Linked DNA regions of Homo sapiens: region 1 is linked to region 2. Evidence: chromatin loops called from intact Hi-C (ENCODE). Cell type or tissue: PC-3. All regions are shown on one strand. Links, peaks and the distances in the headings refer to the core of each region. The heading gives the core; the rest is flanking DNA. Region 1 has its middle 130 kb from the start of LINC03131. Region 2 has its middle 36 kb from the start of PTPRD-DT.

Region 1 (2,935 bases), core at 270-2,769, 180 kb after region 2:
ATGATTTAGGCAATAGGAAATAAAAGGATTTTAGGTGAGGATGTGATATAACCAGATTAAGTGTGACAAATGGTTTGGAAGGGTCAAAGCTGGTGGAAGGATTATTCCACTTATCAATTGTAAGAGGTCACACGATTGTGTAACTTTTCTGAGCCTCAGCTTTCTCATGTGATCACGCACACATACAAAGATATTATTAGCTTCATTTCAAAGTTGTTGCAAGAGTAGAGGATGTGTCTATAAAGCAGCTAGTACAGTGACAGGAATCTATTAGATAATTATTAAGTGGATTCTTTTTTACAAGCTCCAGCCTCTGGAATATTAGTCTCCATTTCTACAAGGAAGATGATTTTTCCTTATAACATAATATATATTTTTTTCTCTTTCTTATAACAACTCACTCTTTCAGATGAATACAAGAATGGGGAGGTAGCTCTCCTGCTGAGAATGAACACATAGAGTTATGTGCTTAGAAAAGGAAACATGTCATTTCAAAATAGCTATTTCAAAGACATATCATACATTGATACATTGCATGCATTTTGCAGCTTAAACTAAAAATCCAGGCACAAATCATGATTCAGGAAACTCCAATTCTGCTATTTTGCCATACAATCACGAAGGCGAGGTGTCTGCTAAAGCCTTCCTTGTGAAGAATGGTTCCTAGCACCAAGCAAATCTAAATATATTTTTACAGGTGGATAGATTGTTAGTTTCCAAGTCAGCTTGTCATGGTGAGTGATATTTATGTGTGAAGATCAGCCAAAAAGTTGTTCACATTACCAGTTTCTCTTTCTTGGCTATAATTTTCATCAAAGTCAATGAACCAGATAAATAAAAATGTGGGTATGTTTGCATATGTGCACATTGTGTATGCTTTTCTCCTATATCCTGTCCTCCAGTTGGTTTATCTCCCCCAAATTCATGATGAATACCTCAAGGACAGAAAATGCTTCCTGGTAAACATTTTTTTGCTTGATTCCAAATTAGGCTTTGAAAGAGAGAAGAACATTTTCAAATGCTTTCAGAAAAGTAAGATCCTATGTTGCAGATTTAATATTTTTCAAAGTTATGCCTAAGGAAATGCTCAGAAAATTAGCAACTGGACAGACTGGTTGAAATTGTCTCCCTTGTGGAATACAGCATTAACTTCAGAGAAATTTGACTCTGTGATTGAATGGAAATTATGCAGTGTAGTGACTCGTAGTCATGGGTTAAAATAATTTGTAAGGCTTAATTAATTGCTACAACAACTGATAGCCCTGTCAAATTGGCAAGTAAGTTCATTGATCTTAAAATTCAGCTGAGCTCAAGAGAAAGACTGACAAAATAATTTGTAGACTGTAAAAGAGACAGCTAGAGATAATGCGTATGAAGGTGGAGTAGAGGATATACCACCAGGAGAGATAAAACAGGGATGGTATTTTCAAGGAAATATTATGCTTACATAGCTCCAGAGACAAGACCCCAGGAACCAAATTATCTATCCTTCTTGTGTATTGTACATAAGGGATTTCTTGTACTTTTAATGATCTACATTTCAGTTTACACTGAGCACATAATAAATGGATCAGATTGTGTGCGAAGTTCATTTCATCTCCAGTTTTGAAAGCAAAAATATCCTGACATTTGGTTATTAAAAGAAGAATAAGTGCCTTCTTTTATATGAACTTCCAACTCTCAGATTCCACGTAATCCTCCCAAGGATGAAATGAATCTGATGCATTCCTCTCTTTTATGTTAAGAACAAATTAGTATGCTTTGCCCTGTAGTTTAGAGATCTTTTATAAACTGAAGACTCCCTGTTACCCAAAGTAGCAGGATACCCCTCATCAATGTTCACTCACTGATGGAATGAATAAGAAATGAAAACAATGGACAATTTCTCCACTTTTCCCAAGATTTATAAATGAGAAAATCCAATCCCTGAACATAGTAACTGAATTGCAGTACAGAATTTCTTATCACTTAAGCTCTTCCTATAATCAGCAGCAATCTTGATGTCCATTGTATTGTGCACACAGAGGGCAAAATAATCATATTAGCCATGTCACAATGTAATCTTGCAAACAGTCATGGAGTATGTAAATAATAATGAAAACAATAATTAGAAAGAAGAGGCACAGTATTGACATTTAGTGCAGCAGTTCCAGAAACAAGAGTCTGGATAAAACTTAGATACTTGGTATCAGACACCTTTTATGTTGCACATCAGACCACCTCAGCCTCACTGGTCTCCTGTCTCTGGAACCTCTGGTAACTTTCTATATCCCAGCCCTTGGCTACTGTGATTAACTCTGTTTGAGTTCCTCCCTCAGCTCGAGTCTACCCTGATAAAAAGTCATGTCTATGGACTTTCAGAAGATAATTATGCAAAACTGAGCAAGCAGTCTCACTTAACTCTAGTAATTGATCCTTAAAGTGACTTTTCTCCTTCCCTGCCTCATTATTTTTTACCTTCTGCTCTCTGGAATTACCCTCCCTTGTAAACTGGTAGTCTATAAGGCTTTGCCTTTGTTAAATAAAATCTATGGGAGGCTTTTTTTCTGGACTGAGCTCCTGCACTAGACCCCAACATACCAAACCAAAGTGGAGTCACTAATGCGAAGGTTTCACATCACCAAACCTAAGCATAAGCTGTTGACTTGTAAGATCTGACCTTCCAAAAATCAGGACAGAGATTATAGCCAAGGCTATAATATATATAGCCAGATCAGTTTTCTGGAAAACAAACAAGCAAAGAAACAAATAACAACAACAACAACAAATACAGGAGATTCACAGCAACCAAACAAAAGGGGGCCAGTCAACCTGACTCAGTAAAATAAAGTCCCCTCCGCGTTAACCCATGCAAATAAAGTAACCTGAAGTAACCCGACGTTAACAAATCTGCTTTTTTCACTCTGTTATTTCCTTGATCCAACTCAAGCTACCT
Region 2 (2,935 bases), core at 187-2,686:
TTGGCTGGGCAGGTGAGACCTTATACCTCATGCTTTTAGATTTGCCTGCTCAGTTGAAAATGCCTATCTTCTTCTACAGAAAAAAAAAAAAAGATTTTTTAAAAAATCATAGTTATTTATATGCCGCAAGATGAGCCCAATTAAATTAGTCATATTCTGGTTTAAAATAGCATAATAAATTCAGGGGTCTCAACCTATGTTGCTAACATTTTATGTATTTCCAGCGAGAGAGCTGAGCTAGACAATGACACTAAGTACCTGTGTAATTTTAAATAAATCACTTAACTTTTCTGAACCTTGTTACTTCAGTATTACACAGGTTCCTCTCTACCCTCAATTTAAGATTATAAAGTAGATGAAAGATTATAGAATTTACTTTTTCATCTTTTAATAAAAAGCATAAAATTTTACCTATTAAAAAGTATTAAAGGCCAGGCACAGTAGCTTACGCCTGTAATCTCAGCACTTTGGGAGGCTGAGGCAGGAGGTTCATTTGAGGTCAGGAGCTCACAACCAGCCTGAGTAACATAAGTGAGATCCCATTTTGAAAAAATTAAAAAAATAAAACATTAGCCGGCCGGTGTGGTGCACACTTGTGGTCCCAGCTACTCGAGAGGCTGAGGTGGATCACTTGAGCCCAGAGATAGACGTTGCAGTATGCTGTGATCACACCACTGCACTTCAGTCTGGCAACAAAGCAAGACTCAATCTCAATTAAAATATTTCAATAACTTGTATTTCACCAATTCAACTGTAAGTTCTGATACTACTAAACCACTCCCCCTATAGCTGCATTATGAAATGTTTGATAGGTGCTTAGGAAGTGAGAATCCTAATGACAACATCTGCAATTGTTACTTACCAAAGGGTGAGCATTATGCTAATAGTTACAGTAAATTAAAGCCAAACATTGAAAAAAAAAGATTGACTATGTAATTCATCATCCAAATCTTGATGTTTTTGAGAATAAAAGGAGCTGCATTAATGATTATACTAGTAGAACAGGCTTAAACTGAGAATGTCTTGGGCATATATATATATATGCTTAAACTGAGAATGTCTTGGGTATATATATATATACCATAAATTCATGGTATATGAATTATGAATTCATATATGTATATAAAATAAATGTCTGCATGAGCAAGGAGAAAAATGTGTAATGATATGTACCAGGGAATAAAAATCACTTTCCAGTGTTGGATGGAATTGAAAGTAGTGGTGGAAATAAAATTATAAGCTTTTTGCTATGTTGTTTCATTGGTTATAAAACATGAATTAGCTGATTTTGAAATTTGAAGTAACATTAAAAATTAAAAATAAAAGTGATACCAAAAATATCTCCCAACAGTCGGAAGATGTTTCACTTAGATGATGGCATTCAATTGAAAATGCTGAAATAACTATTTCCCAAGGGCACACAGTGAGTAACATACAAACCTGGGACCAAACTTTGTGTACCACACTGCCTTCTCGTTATGTTTCCCATAAGATTTCTTGGTTGACCATTATGGGAATTCATACTTCTTCATTATAGATAAGGCTCTGTCAATAATTGCAATTATCAGCATTTTGCCCTCAGGGACTTGAGATATTAAATAAGAAGAGCATTTGTTACATCCATGACTAGAGCCATCCTTTGTGACATTCATTTCATAAATATCTAGCAACTATTGTTCTCAGTTGGAATAACCAACAATATCCAGTATATAAAAATGAATAATAGTTTACTAGCTTTAAATTCAAAGTTTACTGAAGTTCATGAAAATATGACATTAAAGTCTATTCAAATATGTATCAAATGAGAAAATTATGCAAACTGTAATCTATTCCTAAGCTATGATTCTTATCACCCTTATTGTCAAGAGATGATTGGGACTGTATACAAATGAGAATGTGTCATAAATTATGTGGTGAGTCAGTGAGTTGTCTCCTTCCTTTATTAAGTGTTTGGACAGTACATATAAATTTGGAGAAAAAATTTAAAACAGCATTTTTCACAATACCTTCTATTGAGTCATTCAGGTATTCATCAAATATTTGTTTAGTTCCCAACATGTGCTAGGCATTTTGCTAAGCACTACGCTGAAGTAGTGAATAGAATATATACTCACTTTTCTTATAGGGCTTACAAATTATTAAAACTTTAAATATTGAACAATTATCATGCCTTATGTAAAAATGTGCAATCTGCTAAAAGAGATGTGTAACCATGAGTTATGACTTAGTGTGAGGAGTAAGGAAAAGTGCTTAAGTCTTCAAAATTTCCTGGAAGTTAACCAGTTAGGATTGTGAGTGTACTAGAAGAATAAAGAAGAGTAAAATTAAAGAGTATGCAAATGATCTGAAGTGATAATAGGCCTTTCATAAGAACTGAATAATTGTCAATGTAGGTGGCACTATTTTTTCTAGGAATTTTTGTATTGTAAATGCTTGGAGATAACAATTTGGTGACATGTCTCTTACATCTATGGATGATTCTTCATACTTTATTTGCATAAGAAGCACATTATTTTTAACTATAGTGTATGCTTTGGGTATCACTGGAGGATAAAGTTCCCCCAAATCGCCTCTTTGCATTGTTGCTCTGAATTAGTAGAAAAATGAGAAGAGAGTAGTGAGCAAATTTTGTGAACAAAATTTTAAAAGCTTATGAGTTGATGTAACATCTTTGGAGGATAACTAGTTAGGCACTAAACTACTTTCTTTTAATGTTAATTATGTTTCTGCACTGTTACACAATTGTGCTGTTTTTACAGTTAGTTGTCGCAGGAAAGCATCTTTCTTATTAACAATATGAGTATGAAATTAGGACTCTGTAAAGAGGAGAAGCAACGTGAAGCAAAGAAAGACATGTGATGTCTGGCTGTCTCCCTGTTGGTGATAGTAACATTGCTTGTTGGGTTAAAGGGTAATTGTCTTATCTTTTCCACTG

What was found. A loop is a pair of places that touch in the nucleus more often than their neighbours do. Peaks named below come from ENCODE experiments on the same cell type or tissue, not always from the same donor. Only the 100,000 strongest peaks of a DNase experiment are listed, where the experiment ranks them.
Region 1: a loop joins it to region 2, with 7 times the contacts of the local background. A loop is called at or near these places in 1 of 110 quality-filtered maps.

Annotation. Positions count from the first base shown.
Region 1 is chr9:10,831,715-10,834,649 of GRCh38, forward strand. No RefSeq gene overlaps it. Among named protein-coding and RNA genes, the nearest start is that of LINC03131, 130 kb to the right of the region's middle. In PC-3, for the core only: no CTCF peak of the experiment used is centred there; no DNase peak of the experiment used is centred there.
Region 2 is chr9:10,647,285-10,650,219 of GRCh38, forward strand. No RefSeq gene overlaps it. Among named protein-coding and RNA genes, the nearest start is that of PTPRD-DT, 36 kb to the left of the region's middle. In PC-3, for the core only: no CTCF peak of the experiment used is centred there; no DNase peak of the experiment used is centred there; H3K27ac peaks cover 839 bases.